2 separate regions of the Homo sapiens genome follow, and region 1 is linked to region 2. Evidence: chromatin loops called from intact Hi-C (ENCODE). Cell type or tissue: CD4-positive, alpha-beta T cell. All regions are shown on one strand. Links, peaks and the distances in the headings refer to the core of each region. The heading gives the core; the rest is flanking DNA.

Evidence for each region. Peaks named below come from ENCODE experiments on the same cell type or tissue, not always from the same donor. Only the 100,000 strongest peaks of a DNase experiment are listed, where the experiment ranks them.
Region 1: it touches region 2 in a loop (2.3-fold over the local background); 4 of 110 quality-filtered maps call a loop at or near these places.

The regions. Positions count from the first base shown.
Region 1 is chr12:68,592,490-68,602,910 of GRCh38, reverse strand. No RefSeq gene overlaps it. Among named protein-coding and RNA genes, the nearest start is that of RAP1B, 13 kb to the left of the region's middle. In CD4-positive, alpha-beta T cell, for the core only: no CTCF peak of the experiment used is centred there; no DNase peak of the experiment used is centred there.
Region 2 is chr12:68,669,927-68,680,347 of GRCh38, reverse strand. RAP1B (RAP1B, member of RAS oncogene family) reads right to left here. Exons shown (of 8, transcript NM_001010942.3): 8 at 8,447-10,421. LOC100507250 (a long non-coding RNA gene) reads left to right here. Exons shown (of 3, transcript NR_038930.1): 3 at 4,527-5,977. Among named protein-coding and RNA genes, the nearest start is that of NUP107, 12 kb to the left of the region's middle. In CD4-positive, alpha-beta T cell, for the core only: no CTCF peak of the experiment used is centred there; DNase peaks (open chromatin) are centred at 3,987, 4,707 and 6,377; H3K4me3 peaks cover 832 bases; H3K27ac peaks cover 1,129 bases.

The DNA.
Region 1 (10,421 bases), core at 959-8,958, 77 kb after region 2:
TACTCATCCTGAGGAATTTACTTCGGGTACTTCAGTTTTCTCATTTGTAAAATGAGTACAATAATATAACCTATGTCATGGGTTATTGTGAGAATTAAATGAGTTCACAGTACAAATAGAATAGTGCTTACCACAGAGTAAGCACTCTATTAACTACTGGCTATCATCATCTAACGGATTATCAATATATGTTGCTTTCTGCTACTTCCTCTGGCACAATAATGCTTTGTGCAAACATAGTAAGAATTCAACAAATGTTTATTAAACTTTCACATTGCTTTGCTTATGACAGTTCTCAAAAATTGGTTGTGTTTGTCAGTAGTTTGCAATTTGAAGATATTTCTGCAATGGAAACAATGCTATAAAGTTTATACCATGAGTACGTTAACATGCTATTTGATTATTAGGGAAGCTCAAAAAAAGTCTATTTTAGGCCAAGTAATCCCAGCACTTTGGGAGGCCAAGCCAGGCAGATCACCTGAGGTCAGGAGTTTGAGACCAGCCTGGCCAACAAGGTGAAACCCCAACTCTACTAAAAATACAAAAAAATAGTCAGGTATGGTGGCGGGCACCTGTAATCCCAGCTACTTGGGAGGCTGAGGCAGGAGAATTGCTTGAACCCAGGAGGCAGAGGTTACAGTGAGCTGAGATTGTGCCACTGCACTCCAGCTTGGGTGACAATAGTGAAATTCCATCTTAAAAAAGAAAAGTTTTTTTGTTCCCTTAGTTTTTACAGCACCACATTCTCATGGTTTCCTCCTTTCTCTGACTGCTCCTTCTCAATTTCTCTTTGGCCTGTCCCTTCCTCTTCCTGTCCTTTAAGGGTTGCAGTCCCTCAGAATTTGATCCTGGAGTTTTTCCTTATATATTTCTGCTGGGCAATTTTATAGTCTTGCCCATGTTTTTACATGCTGTCTAATAGCCAATAACTCATAGATCCCTATCTGCAGTTCAGACTTCTCTGCTGAGCTCCAGATGCATAGAGCCAGTTGCCTCCTGGAAAGCTTTCCTTGATGACCTCCTTCAAGACTGCTCTTCCTCCAGGAATCCTCCTATCAATAAATGGCACCAGCTCCCTGAAACAGAAATCTGCCACTTCCCTCTACCTTATTCCACGTAGCAAATTCTTCAGCAAATCCTATTGATTCTGACTGACTCCAGAGTCAGTCAGTCAAATCTAACTACTTTTCTTTATTTTTATTGTCTGGCTGGTTTATTTATGTGCTTTCACTTTGTCCTTCCTCTCAACTAGTCTCTAAATAGCAGTGTTAATTAAAAAAAAAAAACAAAAACTTTTTCTTATGGCAAATTTTGAACATAAATAAATAGAAGAGTTTAATGAATCACCATGTCCTCATCATTCCATTTCAACATTTAACCTCAGTTTGCTAATCTTGTTTCATCCATCCTCTCTATTTTTCTGGTTGGAGTAGTTTAAAGAAAATCCAAGACATCATTTTGTTTTACTTATAAATAATTCAGTATGCATTCCCCACAGATAGAACATTTAAAAAATATAACCACGATGCCATTGTCACATGTAACAAAATTAAAAATGATTCCTTATTTGGGAGGCCAAGGCGGGTGGATCACTCGGTCAGGAGATCGAGACCATCCTGGCTAACATGGTGAAACCCCATCTCTACTAAAAATACAAAAAATCAGCAGGGCATGGTGGCGGGTGCCCGTAGTCCCGGCTACTTGGGAGGCTGAGGCAGGAGAATGGCGTGAACCCGGGAGGCGGAGCTTGCAGTGAGCAGAGATTGTGTCACTGCACTCCAGCCTGGGCGACAGTGCGAGACTCTATCTCAAAAAAAATAAATAAATAAAAATAAATAAATAAATACATACATACATACATAAAAATGATTCCTTAACACAATCTAATATCCAGGTCATATTTAAAATTTCCTGATTGTACCAAAGATAACTTTTTACTGCTTGTTTGTTTAATTCATAGTCCAAACAAATCCAAACATTACATTTAATTGTTGTGTCTCTTAAATATCTCTTATTTATTTTATTTTATTTTTTTAGAGTCGAGGTCTTGCTCTGTAGCCCAAGGCTGGAGGGCAGTGGACAGTCACAGCTCACCGCAGCCTCAAACTCCTAGCCTTAAGCAATTCTCCTGCCTCAACCTCCCAAAGTTCTGGGATTACAGGTGTGAGCCACTGAGCTCAGCCCTTAAATCTCTTTTAGTCTCTAACAGTCTCTCCTCCTTTTGTTGAGTGAATGGCCATTTGTATTTTTTTTGTGTGTGTGATGTGTCTTTCCTTATTTTTCAGCTTTTGTATAAATGACATCACTTCAGGTCAATACCTTCATAAGTACTCCGTAGCAAAAATGCTATGGCTTTTACATTACACATCTTTATCTATAATATAAATACAAGGCTGAGAAAGTAAGGACCCTCTTCTATACACACATATTTTTATTATGTGAAGAAAACATGGAAAGTGGATTGAAAATCCAGACAAGAAGTGCAGTTAATAATTAAGCAACTGCTACATAGTAGGAACTCATCTCATTTGATCCTTTCAAAAATCCTTTGAGTTGGGTATTTTTATTCCCATTTTCAGATTAGAAAACAGGTTGCTGGAGGCTAATTTAGAAATATGGGGCTGCAATGTCAGCCTGAGGCAGAAGCCCAGGTCCCCATTTCTAGGGATCTCATGGTCATTCCTTTCCATCTGGTTACAGTGCTGACTACAGCAGTGTAATGAAGAATATAATGGGGTAATGAAGGATGGTTTAAATAGGGAGAAAGCTACCAAAGGATAGTTCTGGTAGATGCTTTACCAAATCAAAAAGAAGAAAAAAGAGTCATACCCGGGTGTGTGTTGTGGGCAGACTATTTTGTCTGAAGGTGAATATATTTGAGAAAACAATTACTCAGTGGGGTTCTGATAAAAGTATAACAAAGTTTAATAGTGGCAGAGCAGCATTCTAAGGGCATGTATTTTTCAGTGCCCTGTGCTAGCTGATTCTGTCCATTTCTTTTTTCTTTTTAAAATTACATCCTGGCTGGGCACGACAATTTGGGAGGATGAGGTGGGAGTATCGCTCAAGCCCAGGAGTTTGAATGGTAACATAGTAAGTCCCACTTTCTATAAAAAATTAAATAAAAAAAATTAGGCCGGGCACGGTGGCTCACACCTGTAATCCCAGCACTTTGGGAGGCCGAGGCGGGCGGATCAACTGAGGTCGAGAGTTCAAGACCAGCCTGACCAACATGGAGAAACCCTGTCTCTACTAAAAATACAAAAATTAGCTGGGCACGGTGTCGCGCGCCTATAATCCCAGCTACTCGGGAGGCTGAGGCAGGAGAATCGCTTGAACCCGGGAGGCGGAGATTGTGGTGAGCCAAGATTGTGCCACTGCACTCCAGCCTGGGCAACAAGAGCAAAACTGCATCTCAAAAAAAAAAAAAAAAAAAAAAAAAAAAACTAGCAGGGTGCAGTGGCACACACCTATAGTCCCAGTTACCTGGGAGACTGACATGGAAGGATTGCCTGAGGCCTGAGACAGGGAGGTCAAGGCTGCAGTGAGCCATGATTATGCCTCTGGACTCCAGCCTGGGCAACAGAGCACGATTCTGTCTTAAAAAAAAAAAATTACATTCTTTTGCCTTTTTTAAGATTGACTTTAACATCACTGATGTGTTTGCACATTTCCTTCCTGCTTCATAGTAGAACTCAGAACCACAACTTTTTTTCTCTAGGATCCCTTTCCCCTTCTGTCTCTTATCTAAATTCTTCAGAGGTTGTCATGTCCTTAATGCTTGAAAAAGCATGTCAAAAACTCGTTAGCCAAGGGAGGAAAATTATGTTTAAAATATATTTGGTCTGAAAATTCTATCTGGTTCACCAGTCTGCCTCATGTACCTACATTTGCCCAAGCTGTGAACCACCCCAGCCTCTTCCGACTGTTATTCATGATACTGGCCTAAGATGACACATGAGAATCTCCCTAGATGTTCACACATTTATAAATGCTTCATAAATGGAGATGTCCACAAAAAACAAAAGGCAAAGAATAATTGGCCAATAGCAAAGAGAAGCAAGGTATTTAAAATACCTTAGTTTTTTTTTTTTTTTTTTGAGACAGAGTCTCACTCCATTGCCCAGGCTGGAGTGCAGTGGCACCATGTCGGCTCACTGCAACCTCCCTCTCCTGGGTTCAAGCAGTTGTCCTGCCTCAGCCTCCAGAGTATCTGGGATTACAGGCACCTACCACCATGCCCGGCGAATTTTTTTATATTTTTAGTAGAGACAGGTTTCACCATGCTGGCCAGGCTGGTCTCGAACTCCTGACCTCAGGTGATCCACCTGCCTCGGCCTCCCAAAGTGCTGGGATTACAGGCATCAGCCACCATGTCTGGCCTAAAATATCTTAGTTAGTGGGTATATACCCAAAACAACTGAATCCAACTGCAACAGATATTTGCCCTCCCATGCTTATAGCAGTACTATTCACTATAGTCAAAAGATGGAAACAACCCAAGTGCTGATAAAGAAATGAATGGATAAACAAAATGTGGTATGTATATAATGGAACACTGCAGATGCCAAAATCCATGGATGCTCAAGTCCCTTATATAAAATGGCATAGTATTTGCATATAACCTATGCACATCCTCTTGTATTCTTAAATCATCTCATCTAATAATACCATGTGAATGCTATGCAAATAGTTGTTATACTGTATTGTTTTAAAATTTTTTTTTAATTTCAAAAAAAACACTTTTAATCTGAGGTTAGTTGAATCTAAGGATGTGGAACTGGTGGATGTGGAGGGCCGGCTGTAGTAATTAGCCTTAAAAAGGAAGGACATTCTGACACATGCTACAACATGGATGAACCTTGAGGACATTATGCTAAGTGAAATAAGCCAGCCACAAACAGACAAATATTGTACGATTCCACTCATATGAGGTACCTAGAGTAGTAAAATTCATATAGACAGAAAGTAGAATGGTGGTCAGGGGCTGGGGTGAGGGGAGTTTGTGTTTAATGAGTGCAGAGTAAGTTTGGGAAGATTAAAAATTTCTGGAGATGAATAGTGGTGATGGTTGAAGAACAACATGAATGTATTTAATGCTGCAGAACTGTACATTTATTTTATTTTTTTGAGACTGAGTCTTGCTTTGTTACCCAGGCTGGAGTGCAGTGGCACAATCTCAGCTCACTGCAACCTCTACCTCCTGGGTTCAAGTGATTCTCATGCCTCAGCCTCCTGAGTAGCTGGGATTACAGGTGTGCACCATCGGCCCTCCTCAACCTCCCAAAGTTCTGGGATTACAGGCATGAGCCACTGTGCCCAACTGAGAACTGTACATTTAAAAATGATTCCATTGGTACATTTTATGTATATTTTGCTGCAATTTTTAAGGAATGTCTTGATTAAGAAAGAGCTTGGGCTTTTAGTCAGAAAGCCTGGGTTCAAATTCTGACTTCATAAATTATTAGCTGTGAGAACTCACACTATTTCCATATCTTAAGTTTGAGTTTCTTCACAGAAAAAAATGAGTCTAAAACTAGTATGGGCTTTATAGGCTTGTGAGGATTAAATGAAAGAATCCATTTAAAATCCTTTGCACACTGCCTTGTCCCTAGTCAGCATTCGATGAATGTTAGTTACTTTGATTTTATTATCATTTATTAATATCTAGACTCACTTTTAAAGGTTATATTGATAGATTTTCCCATGGATTTTTAGGAATTCAGTCCATACTTAGATTTCTTAATTCCATGGTTCCTGGCGGTGATTTTAGTATCTGCCAAAGGTAGCTCATCCAGAGACACTGATGAATAGTATGAAGTTCTGATGTGTTTGTGAGGTTTGATGGAAAGAACAAAGGTATTAGAATAATTATAAAAGTATTCTTTTATATTTGGGAAAGAAAATTTTCAGCTGCTTTCTCTCAACCATTGGAAAATAAATTGCAAGGAAAATAACAGTGATTTTTTAAATATTCTGAAACTTTAGATAATTTTTCAATTGTTGGGTAGTATTTGCTGTGTAATCCAATAGTTACAACTACAGGGAAATTTCCTGTAGCCTAGATCATACTTTCTGGAAAGCAGGTACTGAGTATCTGATGTCTTGTGTAATTACAGAACAATAATCATGAAGTATCTCAATTTTACACTCAGAAGTATGATCCTTTTGTGAGTAATTTTGTTGTGTGTTTGAGAAACAACAGAGAGAACTATGGAGCTGCTGCCTTTTGAAAAGGGGAAACTCAAATAATATAAGGGAGGCAGTGTGTCAAGCTTTTTACAAATGAAACCTCCAACCCTTCAAGGTTGCCATTATTATCAACACTATTTTAAAGGCAAAGAAAGAGGCTCAGAACTTGCCTGTGTGTGCAGAGAGCCAGAATTTTGAATATAGGTCGATTTGGCTTCAAAGCTCATGCTCCTTCTCTCAAAGCTATTTTGAATATAGGTTGATTTGGCTTCAAAGCCCATGCTCCTTCTCTCAAACAAGCCACTTGTTACTATCACAGGAGCTAGCTTCACTTTTGGAGCTGCTGCACGTTCTGAAATCACTTTGGAACTACTGCTGTCTCTGATGGAATGTAGTGGTGGCTCTTTCTTCTCTAGCCTGCGCTCTGCTAAGGGAAAGAAGCTGCTGCCTAGAGAAAATAAATCATAAGGGGCATAATGAGACCTCTATTGCCCAGAGATATTTCTTCTCTCTTATTTGACCCGAAATCACCACTATTAAAGCCATTCTTGGTTTACAAAACAAAAGTGCCACTGTCTTCAGAAATCCTCTGTTACAGTATACATATGTTACCTGAGAGTAAGAAGGAGAGACTGAGAGTTTCTTCTAGTTCTCTCATTAGCAGTTTAGTTTGTCAGTTAAACCAGTTGTCTCCTGAAAGGCCTAGATAGACTATCCCAGGCAAGACACACTTGACAAGTGAGTGTCACTAGTGCTCAGTGCCCTAGGGCTCAGAGAGGTCAGCAGGTCTGGCCGGAGGTCCTGAAACCTGAGCAGTGACGGGGCAGATTGTGGACCCTGAAATGATAGAGAATAAGCCTCAACTATGGCTGCTTATAGTAGTGACCGTTGGTTGGTTGCAAGCAGCAACCAACCTGACCTACCTTAAACAGAATGGGAATGTATTAGAAAAATGCAGCGGTATCTCAGGAAATGATGGAATTATTGAATGGCCAGGCCTCAGGAAGGATGGAACTAAGGAAAGTCCTGGGACTGCAGTGGCAGTTGATGGAGGCCCCAGCCTATGACCATCCAATGATCCGACTTGATTTCCAATCCCAGTGTTTCTCAAACCTCAAGTAAGAATGAGAATATGATATGTTCAGCTTAGATTATTGTTCACTCTTGGCTTACTCAGCAATGGCTGTGTTTTGGGGAGGGGCAGGGTTAGGTCCCATGGGAAGTTCACACAAAAGAAACAGGAACCTTCCTTGTGGGCAAACTAGGCAGTTTCGGAGAAGAGGGGCTGGGGTGACACTACGGGACACCCGCCACATACCTTCACAGAAACAGATCTTCTCTGGGGAGTTATTTTGTAGGGGAAATTGCTTTGGCATAGTCTAGCATAGTGGTTAAGAGTATGCATACTTTAGAGCTAGATTGCCTGAGTTCAAATACCAGCTCTGCTAATTCCTGGGCAATCTACTGAAGTATTTTGTGTATCTGTTTGCATACCTCTAGAGTAGTGATAATAATAGTACCTACTACCTGAGAGCATTAGAACTAAATGAATTATGCCGGGTGCAGTGGCCCATGCCTGTAATCCTAGTACTTTGGGAGGCGGAGGTGGTTGGATCACGAAGTAGGAGTTTGAGACCAGCCTGGCCAGCATGGTGAAACCCTGTCTCTACTAAAAATACAAAAATTAGCTGGGCATGGTGGCATGCACCTGTAATCCCAGCTACTCGGGAAGTTGAGGCAGGAAATCACTTGAACTTAGGAGGCGGAGGTTGCAGTGAGCTGAGATCGCACCACTGCACTCCAGCCTGGACAACAGAGCCTGACGCCATCTCAAAAAAAAAAAAAAAAAAAAAAAAAAGAACGAAATGAATTAATACCAGCAAAGAGTTTAAAACAGTGCCTGAAAAACAGTATGCCCTTGATAAATAGCTATTATTATCTTGGCCTATGGGGCAACATAATATTTACTGAAACCATTAAATGGGTCCACCTCACTTAAAAAATACCCAGTGAGGCTCTTTTTACAAGTAATTTTATGAAAGAGGGGAACAATCAGATAAACATTTTGTTTTGAAATGTGGATTTAGTTTAACTTAGGCATAAATATAGATGCAAGAAATAAAAAAATGAGGATATAAAACTATTAAGAAAAAACATAAAGCAAAAAAAGAAAAAGAACAAGAACAAAAAGGGTTACAACACCAAAAGCAAAATTTATAAAAGAAAAGCTGATAAATGTGAATTCATCAAAATTAAAAACCTTTGCTCTTCAAAAGGTACAATTAAGAGAATAAAAAAACAAGGCCAGGGGCTGTGGTTCATGCCTGTAATCCCAGCACTTTGGGAGGCTGAAGCAGGCAGATCACTTGTGGTGAAACCCTATCTCTATTTAAAAAAAAAAAATACAAAAATTAGCTGGATGTGGTGGTGTGGACCTGTGATACCAGCCACTCGGGAGGCTGGGGCAGGAGAATCACTTGAACCCGGGAGGCAGAGGTTGCAGTGAGCTGAGATAGCGTCATTGCACTCCAGCCTAGGCACCAGAGTGAGACTCCATCTCAACAACAGAAGGAAAAGATGGCCAGGCATGGTGGCTCACACCTGTAATCCCAGCACTTTGGAAGGCTGAGGTGGATGGGTCACTCAAGGCCAGGAATTCGAGACCAGCTTGACCAACATGGCGAAACCTTGTCTCTACCAAAAATACAAAAAATTACCCAGGTGTGGTGGTAATCCTAACTACCTAGGAGGCTGAGACACAAGAATTGCTTGAAGCTGGGAGGAAGAGGTTGCAGTGAGCCGAGATTGAGCCACTGCACTCCAGCCTGGGGGACAGAGCAAGATTCTGTCTTAAAAAAACAAAACAAACAAAAAACGAACAACAATAACAAAAAACAAAACAAGCTACAGACTAAAAGAAGATATTTGCAAATCATATATCTGATGAAACACTTGTATCAAGAGTAAAAAATACCACTTATAACTAATAAGAAGACAAATTACCCTATTAACAAAAGGGCAGAAGATTTGACAGATATTTCACACAAAAAAGCTATATGAATGGCTAATGAACATATGAAAAGATCCTCAACATCTTTGGTTTGGGAAATGCAAATTAAAAGTCATAATGAAATACCACTGTTCGACTGACTATAGCAATATAGGAGATGTGGAGAAACTGGAATGCATGTGTATGGAGGAACTGGAATGCACATTACCACAAGAATGTGAAAAGGTGCAGCCACTTTGGCAATATCTTAAAAAGTTAAACATAAATTTAGCATGTGACCCAGCAATTTATTTCCTACAGGTCTACCTGAGAAAATAAAGAAATGTATATATACTCATGCTAAGACTTGTATAAAAATGTTTATAAAAGCATTATTTAAAATAGCTAAAAGGCCGGGCACGGTGGCTCATGGCTGTAATCCCAGCACTTTGAGAGGCCGAGGCGGGCTGATCACCTGAGGTCAGGAGTTCGAGACCAGCCTGGCCAACATGGTGAAATCCTGTCTCTACTAAAAATACAAAAATTAGCCAGGCAAGGTGGCAGGCATCTGTAATCCCAGCTATTTGGGAGGCTGAGGCAGGAGAATTGCTTGAACCCAGGAGGCAGAGGTTGCATTGAGCCAAGATCGTGCCATTGCACTCCAGCCTGGGCAACAAGAGAAAACTCCGTCTTAAAAACAACAACAACAAAAAAAAAGCTGTTTATATATGTATATACACACATCTATATATATATGTATATACACACATCTATATATATACACACACATCTATATACATATGTATATATACACACACATCAGTAGTTTGTTCACACAGGTGAACTTCAAAAACAGTATGAGAAACAAAAGGAGACAGACACAAAAGACTATATCTTGCATGATTCTATTTATGTGAAATTTCTAGAAAATTTAAATCCACAGAGACAAAAAGCAGAATAGTAATTCCCTGGGGCTTAGGATGAGACTGGGAATTGACTGCAAATGTGTGCAAGAGAAATTTTGGGGGTAATAGAAATGTTTGAAAATTGGATTGTAGTGGTGGTTGCACAACTGCATAAACTTACTAAAATCACTGAGGTGTACACTTAACAGGTGAATTTTATGGTATGTAAATTATACCTCAAGAAAGCTGCTTCTGTCCTATATTTCAGTCTGACATACCAGTAAAAACTATAGCTAAAAACACTTATGAAAGAACTCTTTTAGTTCAACACTATT
Region 2 (10,421 bases), core at 1,414-9,413:
TCCAAAAGAAAGCATCCTTTCACCTGATGCCCCTTTCTAGCTGCTGTTTTTTCTCTCATTCCCTTCTCAACCAAACATCTGTTTTGCTAAATTGTAAATAGCCAGTAGTGGTTTTCTTACTATAAATCCAGTATAAGTATCTCTTACAAAAAGATAATAGACATAAACAAAAGGAAAAAATTAAAGAATCCTATGATTCCATTAACTATAGCTGACTACAATTCCACGAAATACCCTCATCAAGAATTACCCAGCTAAGTCCAGTTAACCCACAGAACAAAGAGAGTGAATAATATATTGATTTATGCCACTACATTTTGTGGTAGCTTTTTATGTAGCAACAGAAAACTGTAACAAATGGAATTATATTGTAAAACTGTTCTACAATCTGCTTATTCACTTAACATGAACATCTTTTCATTTCAAAATTATTTGTCTACATCATTCATAATTTACCAAAAGAATTTGAAAGAGTCATATTTCCTTTTTGTCTCCATTTACATTTACAAGGTGACCTAATGCTGTCTGACTTCAACCTTCACTGGTAAATGAAAACTAACTAAGGTGACCAATGATCTCTGCCAGGAAAAGTTTATTTTTCATTTCTCAACATCTCCAGAATATTTGACACCATTCACCACTCTCTTCCTTAGTACCCCCATGCCATTTGGTGTCATGATTTTGTTAGTGGGCTTCTCCTAGTCCACTCCGCCTTCTCTTGGCTAGTCTTCTCTATGAGCTCTATAAATCTGCCTTTACCTTAAACATCAATTAATCTTTTCCAGAGTTCAGACCCAAGCCCTGTCTTCCTCAGTTCTGCATTATTTTCAGGCTTCAAACTACTGACAGTTTCCTAATAGATTTCCAATCTATATTCTAGCCCATATCTCAATTTTATATTCCAGACTCATGCGTCTGGTGGCTTACTAGACACATTCACTTTGAAGATATAAGGTACCTGAAACTTAACATGTTCTAACTCTAAACATGAACTCAATAGACCTGCCCCTCCCTCACTCCTCACCAAAACAACAATACAACAACAACCCTGCTTCTCCTTGTATATTTTTTTTTTTTAGTCTTGGCAAGTGGCCATATCCAGTTAGCCAAAAATCTGGAATTTAATCTCAGTAGGACTAAAGTTCCACGAGGGCAGAGATATTTATCTTTGTTTGGTGCTGTATCTCTCTGTTTGTCAATTGAATTATTCTTCTCTCATCCCCTGCATCTACTTTGTCACCAAATCTCAAATATGTCTTCCCATTTCCATTGCTACCTTCTTCATTTCCAGTCCCAACTCATCATCTCTTCACTGTTCTAAGGTAGGTCCTCCAACCGAATTCCATTCTTTATACTGCTAAGAGGATGATCTTCTAAATATGCAAATCTGACTGTCACCTTTCAGTTTCTTCCCAGTCTCAATTTTAACTTTAAACTACTACACTCAGCCTTCAGGACGTGATTTACCTGTTATTATCTCTGCCTCAAATTCTGTATTCCAGCTATATTCAACTACAGCTCCCCAAACATTCTACAGTCATTTGGCATATTTTCTCTGCTCCTACTAAGTAGAAGCAGAAGAGGAATAAAGCAAGACCATGTCATAGACTGCTATGCAGTCATTAAAAGGGAGTTTAGAGAGCATTTGTAATAACTTGGAAATGTTTATGTTTTACTTTAAATGAGGGAAGCAGACTGCCATATTATATATATCAGTATGCTCAGAAACAATGTAAAATGTATAAAACAATACTGAACAAAAATTATACCAAAGTTCATAGTGCTCATCTTAGGTGAGACTTTGGCTATGCCTTGTTTTGTTTTGTTTTTTGAGAAAGGGTCTCGTTTTGTTGTCCATGCTGGAGTGTAGTGGCACAATCATGACTCACTGCAGCATTGACCTCCTGGGCTCAAGTGATCCTCCCACTTCAGTCCCCCAAATAGCTAGGACTACAGGTGTACACCACAATGCCTGGCTAATTAAAAAAAACAAAAAACCAAAAGCCTTTGTGTGTGTGTGTGTGTGTGTGTGTAGACAGAGTCTCACTATGTTGCCAAGGCTGGCTGGTCTCCTGGCTCAAGTGATCCTCCTGCCTCGGCCTCCCAAAGTGCTGGGATTGCAGGAGTGAGCCCCTGCACCCGGCCCACTATGCCTTGCTTTATTTAAAGCAATATATTTTCATAGCAAGATCCAATTGAAATTCAAATAAATATTTTAATAAGTTCATTAAGAATTCCAGTGAGTCAGATGTGTGTCTAGTGATTTAAGTTATAGCAGGTGCTTAAATACTTTTGCCATGTTCAAAAGATAGTGGAAAATCTTGAATACAGTTGTAGGATACACAGAAGCTTATATAAAACAAAATTAAGTATTTAGACTATTAACAGCTTGTTCAGATATAAGATGGTGTGATTTTTTTCATTTTAATATTTGGGGAATTTTCCTCTTTGAGCTCAAAACATTGCAAACATGCTATTATAACTTAGTAATATTCTTTTTATCTAAAGTAATAGAATTGGCTGGGCCTAGTGGCTCACACCTGTAATCCCAGCACTTTGGGAGGCCGAGGTGGGAAGATCACTTGAGCTCAGAAGTTTGAGACCAGCCTGGCCATCATGGTGAATCCCTATCTCTACTGAAAATATAAAAAATTAGGCGGGTGTGGTGGTGCATGCCTATAATCCCAGCTACTCAGGAGACTGAGGCAGGAGAATCGCTTGAACCTTGGAGGCGGAGGTTGCAGTGAACCGAGATCGCGCCACTGCACTCCAGCCTCGGCGACAGAGCGAGACCCTGTCTCAAAAACAAACAAAAACAAAACAAACAAACTCTCTCTCTCTCTATATATATATATATATATTCTTACTTAAAATCTATTACTAGTAAAACTTACATTTTGCAAATTGATATTAGCGCATGGTCGGCAATGTTTTAGTCTTTTTTTTTCCTCCCTGGATGTTGACCAGCTCTTTTAATTTACTTTAAAAAAATTGTGGTAATGTGTACATAAAATTTACCATTTTAACCATCTTTTAAGTTTGTAGTTCATTGACATTAAATACATTCACATTGTTGTGCAGGGCAATGTTTTATCTTTTAAAAAAAAACAAACTTGAAGGTCTTGTGCCTGAACAATCCCCTCCCCTCCCCTCCCCCTCCCCTGTTCTTTTTCTGAGATGGAATTTGCTCTTGTTGCCCAGGCTGGAGTGCAATGGTGCAATCTCAGCTCACTGCAACCTCCGCCTCCCAGGTTCAAGCGATTATCCTACCACAGTCTCCCAAGTAGCTGGGATTACAGGCATGCGCCACCATGCCTGGCTGATTTTGTATTTTTAGTAGAGACGGGGTTTCTCCATGTTGGTCAGGCTGGTCTTGAACTCCTGACCACAGGTGATCCTCCCACCTCGACCTCCCAAAGTGCTGGGATTATAGGCATAAGCCACCATGCCTGGCTGGGTTTCTTTCTTTTGCCTTCTTTTCTTTTCTTTTTTCTTTCTTCAATGTTTTATTCTTTTTTTAAAAAAAACAAACCAAACTTGAGGGCCTTGTGCCTGAACAATGCTCTTTTCTTTTCTTTTTCCTTGCTTCCTTCCTTCCTTCCTGTCTTTCCCTTCCAACCTTCCTTCCTTCCTTCCTTCCCTCCTTCCTTCCCTCTTTCCTTCTCCCCTTCTCTCCTTTCCCCTCCCCTGCCCTCCCCTCCCCTCCCCTTCCTCAGGATCTCACTGTGTCACTCAGGCTGGAGTGCAGTGTCGCAAACATGGCTCACTGTAGCCTCGACTCCTCCTGGGCTCAAACGATCCTCCCACCTCAACCTCCCAAGTAGCTGGGACTACAGGTGCACACCACTATGCCCAGCTAATTTTTGTATTTTTTTGTAGACACTGGGTTTCACTTTGTTGCCCAGGCTGGTCTCGAAATCCTGAGCTCGTCTCAAATTCCTGAGCTCAAGCAAGCTGCCTGCCTTAGCCTCCCAAAGTGCTGGGATTACAGGCATGAATGAGTCACCGTGCCCCGCCCAATGTTTTATTCTTTCTTTTTTTTTTTTTTTTTGAGACGGAGTTTTGCTCTTGTTGCTCAGGCTGGAGTGCAGTGGCGCGATCTCGGCTCACTGCAACCTCTGTCTCTCAGGTTGAAGCAATTCTCCTGCCTCAGCCTCCTAAGTACCTGGGATTACAGGCATGCGCCACCACACCCGGCTAGTTTTTTTTTTTTTTTTTTTTTTAGTAGAGATGGGGTTTCGCCATGTTGGCCAGGTTGGTCTTGAACTCCTGACTTCAGGTAATCCACCCGCCTCGGCCTCCCAAAGTGCTGGGATTACAAGCATGAGCCACCGCACCCAGCGCCAATGTTTTATTCTTAAATAAATGTATTTGCTTTAAAAATTTTATATATATATATAAATATATATAATATATATATATATGGTAACTGATTATCCGTTCAAATTTTTAATTATTTGTTACATTGTTTTCAAAAAGTTATTTATTCAGATAATGATGTCTGTTTGCTTTCTCTGTATTTTCAGGCCCACCCCGCCTCACTCCCACCCTCTTCTACTTAATTCAGGATGTGAATAGCACATGCCTTCCATCTTCAGACAAACACTGAGGCCTGGACAATGACCTGCATTAGGTAGATAGAATCTACTGAAAGCTAAAAGCCTTTTCCTGTGTCTTAGCAGCACGGAAGCCACGCCTCCTTCCCCCCAATGTTTGTGCAAACCCTAGAGAAGAGGAGACAGCCCCTATGATGTGTGAGGTTGAATTTCCTGCCCTCAACCCATCAAATCAGGCAGAATGAGGGCTCAGTCAGAACTACAACTACAAAAGAGAAAAATTTTAATGTGACTTTTCTTGTCTGCTCAGATTTTTGGGTTAAGGTTCATGCCAGCTACATTCTTTGCATAATAAAATATAAATAGAGTATAAATTGTTCTAGTTAGAGAAAACAGCAAAACAGTGCTCTCCCAAGGGCCCTAATAAATCACTTTACAGAAACGTGGATGTGTGTTGGATTTACAGGATTTCTATGCCAAGCAGAGAAGTACGTGAAAACAGGAAAGCAAAATGCATAAGTTGCAATAATAGTTTTGTGGTTTAGCTGAATAATGTCCTATATCAACAGAGGATAATGATTTTAGTTTTTCAGTTGCCCCAAGATCATTTCCATTACTGATGAGGCTTGAAATGTCTGTGAAGAAGAGTCATTGCAATTGATTTATTTGTCTGGCAAACTTTTTGTCAGCAAATTCACCACTACCTCAAAAATCTCACTAGCTACTCTATGCTTAAGACATTGGAAGCATAAGCCACAATGAAAACTAACTCTTAGCATTAGAATTCTAAGAAGCAGTAATGTATTTATGATTTTATGTTAAAAATCTCCCAGATGTCAGCATTTAAATCACAATTCAGTAATATAAGTAATTTGAAATTAGAAAGTTTTATACTTCACCATTCTATTTTCCTCTTCAAATTGAACACAGTTTGAAAGAATTAAGAAAAGAAGCTATAAAAAATAAATTGTTCAAGGATTCTTCCTGTTTCTAAACACCACAAGATTATGATGATAGAGACATCATTTGAAGTGGTAGAGAGTACTGTGAAATATCTATATGTGAATGTAATGAAAATGAAAAAATAATCTGATGAATTTTTAAAATTAATCTTGTTAGAGTCATTTTTGAGAAATTGTATGCAAGTGTATTGATTGAAAATGACCTTCTCATTCAAGAAAAATTTATTGAGCACTTACCAAGTGTCAACAGGTGAATGTGAATAAAATAGATATGGTCCCTGCCTTCTTGGAGTTGAATAAAATAGCAAACACTTATTGAATATTTATTATATGTTGTGCATTATAATATTAACCAATGTTTATTGAGTTGTTATTATATGCCAACTATGCCAATCCTGTCCTAAGCAATTTATGTATGTTAACTAATTTAATCCTCACAATAAATCTATGAGGTAGGTACTATTATTTCTGTCATAAAATTACAAAGGCATAGAGAGATAATTTGTCTAAGGTTCCATAGAGTAAGTAGGGGACCCAGAATTCAATTCAAGGAGTCTTTTTGTTCTGCATGACATCTCAACTGCTATATAAATATTATTTAGTTCCCAGGGCAAATTTTTCAGGATAATATTCTTATTCTCTCAATTTTACAGAAGAGAAAACTGCAGTGTAAAGAGGTGAAATAACTCACCAAAAGTTAACTGACAATGATCCTACCCACTACATCACACTGCTTAACTGGGAAGACACGCAATTTAACAAGTACCAACCAGGCTCCACATTTAAACTCTGACCCCGTTTGACCTTAAAGTAATGCATTTTTCTTCAAAGCAGACACTTCGCCACCCCAAAAAAAACCATATCTGAAAAGACATAATGTACTTAATCAATGGCTTCCTGCTATAATCACCACAACCACATCCTTTCCTAGAATCGTATCTGTCTTATTGAATCCTTCCATTAGCTTTTCTCCTATACATGAAGTTCAAATAGCACACCTGAGTTTTTGAGGGCATACACAACTTACACATTCCAGGCTCAAATATTTTTTTCCTCCCCTGACTCATGAACTTTTTGAAATTTAACAGTTTCTTCTATCTTTTATGCTACCTGGTCTATCTGAACCAAACATATATATTTTGCAGTTTCCTCCTAAAATACATTCAAAGCACTGTTTTGCTTCGCATTGCTGATATTTAACTCCTTTGCAATATCACTGCTACTTATACACAAACAAAAATCTGGTGTTTTTTAAGAGGAAGCCAAACTAAATAAATCATTTTAAAGATATATATATGGTTGGGTGTGGTGGCTCATGCCTGTAATACCAGCACTTTGGGAGGCTGAGGCGGGTGGATCTCCTGAGGTCAGAAGTTCGAAACAAACCTGGCCATCATGGTGAAACCCCGTGTCTACTAAAAAATACAAAAATTAGCCAGGCATGGCGGTGTGTGCCTGTAATCCCAGCTACTTGGGAGTCTGACGCAGGAAAATCACTTGAACCCGGGAGATGGAGGTTGCAGTGAGCCAAGATTGCACCATTGCACTCCAGCCTGGGAAACGAGAGCGAAACTCCATCTCAAATATATATATATAGGTTGAGCGCAGTGCTCACGCCTGTAATCCCAGCATTTTGGGAGACTAAGGTGGCGGATCATGAGGTCAGCAGTTCGAGACCAGCCTGGCCAACATGGTAAATTCCCGTCTCTACTAAAAATATAAAATTAGCCGGCATGGTGGCACGTGCCTGTAATCCCAGCTCCTCAGGAGGCTGAGGTAGGAGAATCGCTTGAACCTGGGAGGCGGAGGTTGCAGTGAGCTGAGATGGCGCCATTGCACTCCAGCCTGGGTGACAGAGCGAGACTCTATCTCAAAAAAAAAGAAAAATTATATATATATATATATATATATATATATATATATCTTTGTCTATAAGTGAATATCTTCTAATTAGAGGATCTATGATAATGTATCTTTAAGAAGATGCGTCATGCATCTATGATCCTATGAATCTGCTCTTTAAAAACAACAGAATATTCAAGGTGTCTTTAATTTTTTTTTTGAGACAGAGTCTTGCTCTATTGCCCAGGCTGGAGTACAGTGGCGTGATCATGGCTCACTGCAGCTTTGATCTCCTGGGCTCAGCCTCCTGGGTGGCTGGAACCACAGGCATGTGCCCCCGCATCCAGCTAATTTTTAAATTTTTTGTAGAGCTAGAGTCTCCCTATGTTGCCCAGGCTGGTCTTGAACTCCTGGGCTCAAGTGATCCTCTTGCCTCAGCCTCCCAAAGCACTGGGATTATAGGCATGAGCCACCACACCTAGCCAAGGTGTTATTTTAACAATGGAAAATGTAGTATATTTAGTTCATAAATCAAGAGCACAAACGGACTTAAAATATTTCAAGTATATTTTGAGCTACAAACATATTGGCATATAAGAGCAAACTATGCGGCTTTTATAAATGGAAGTGCATTGAAAAGCATAAAATGATGGAATACATATTGACAATGCAATATAATGTTAAGAAAAAGTTGCGTCTATCATGAACATTGCCCTTGAAACTTGTTTAGAAGCTGAATCTGCTGCAAAAAGGGCATTTGGGAAATCTGTGCTTCAGAATCCATCCTGCCTACCTATTTGCAACTTTAAATGATTGAGTTTAACTTTTAGGAAACCCAACATCCTAGAGAAGTCTTTCTGCTTCTTTGTCCTTCACAAGATCAACTGAAGTTCTCTAGCTGTGTAAAAAGGCTGAATTTCAGGTAATGAAAGAAAGTTAAACTGCTTTGGTTTTTTGAATTATTTTCTTGTTTAAATATAAGGTTTAAGTATAATGACAATTATTTTTAAATTTCTAAAATTAATTTTACTCAAAGATAGCATAACAATGTTAAGGAAAAGGAAATAATAATACAGTCATCCATGATACTGTTGCCAGCACCATAATTTTTATTAATGCATATTATCCTCCCATGTATTTTACATTCATATTTTACATATAATGATGACATTCATATAGCTTTTTTTTTTATATTCCAGAAAATGTTATTTACTTGTTACTGACAATGTCTCTTCTAGACGAGTCATCCTGTTTTTTCTCCCGCTGTTGTACTTTTGCTTTTCTTTTTCCACCTACTCAGATCCTTCACTTCCTCACCCCTACTCCTATATCACCATGTCAGGTAATGCATATTAACAACTTGGTAAATATCCTTCAGTTGCTTTCTTCATCTCCTTTCCCAGGTGCCCACATGCATCCCTCACATACATCCTTCTCGGTATTCTGTTTTGTTCACTTTGCACGGGAATCCTTCTAAGTCAACCTTTAAACATCAAACTCATTTTTAAATGAATGCATAATGTTCTATATTATGCATGAATCATAATTTATTCAACTATTCTATTGATGGGCATGCACTCTGTTTTTCCTTCTAGAGTGTGGCAATAAATAATCTTGTGCATTTCCTTTCATTTCCTTGGTGTAGATATCAGTAGTAGAATTGAGGTCAAATATGCATATTTAATTTGAACAGATATCAGCTCTACAATGCACATTTCCATCAGCAATAAATGATTCATTTCTTGCCCTTTACCTCTCTTCTGGGACTGTAGTGTTCTCTGAAGTTTTCGTCCATGTGTTGGGCTCGTTGGTACTTTGATTCGTATTTCTCTGGCTACAGTTAGAGCATCTTTTTATGTTGATGGGCCATTTGGATTTGTTCTTATCTAAACTGCCTAGTTATATATCTTTCAACCATTTATCTTTTGAATAGTTTACCTTTTTTTTTTTTTTTTTTTTTAAACGGAGTATCACTCTTGTTGCCCAGGCTGGAGTGCAATGGCACCATCTTGGCTCACTGCAACTTTCGCCTCCTAGGTTCAAGCAATTCTCCTGCCTCAGCCTCCTGAGTAGCTAGGATTACAGGCATGCACCACCACACCCAGCTAATTTTGTATTTTTAGTAGAGATGGGGTTTCTCCACGTTGGCCAGGCTAGTCTCAAACTCCTGACCTCAGGTGATCCACCCGCCTCGGCCTCCCAAAGTGTTGGGATTACAGGCATGATCCACCGTGCCTGGCCGTGAATAGTTTAATCTTTTATCTGTGCTATACTTTCCCAAATTTGACTTTGCAATATATTTTGCCAAATTTTAAATTTATATATACAGTCTGTGACTTACAGTTTTACTTATAATTTTTCAGCTTTGTGATGGATTTATCAGGGTATTAAATGCATTTTCGACTTACATTTTTGACTTCTGATGGGCTTATTGGGACATAACCCCATTGTAAGCTGAGAAGCATCTGTGTGTACACACACACACACTTATTATTTACTTGAAATATATATCTTAAATATAGCTTCATTTTTAAAAATTAGCTAAGAAGGTCTACCCTATCTCTAGATTTCTAGTCTCTTAGATTTTCTTCTAAGACTTCTACTGTTTTACTTTATAGCTTGAAAACATTTTAATATATCTGGAAAGTGCTTTTTGCATGATATAGGGGTTGAACTTTTATTGTCTTTAGACAGATAGTTAGTTGTGCTAGCATTTTACTGATACTATTTTCTATTGAAATATATTTTTGTCGGCCGGGCACAGTGGCTCACACCTGTAATCCCAGTACTTTGGGAGGCTGAGGCGGGCAGATGACCTGAGGTTGGGAGTTCGCAACTAGCCTGACCAACATGGAGAAACCCCATCTCTACTAAAATACAAAATTAGCCCAGGCGTGGTGGCACATGCCTGTAATCCCAGCTACTCGGGAGGCTGAGGCAGGAGAATCACTTGAACCTGGGAGGCGGAGGTTGTGGTGAACCAAGATCGTGCCATTATACTCCAGTCTGGGCAACAAGAGGGAAACTGTCTCAAAAAAAAAAAAAAAAAAAAGAAAGAAAA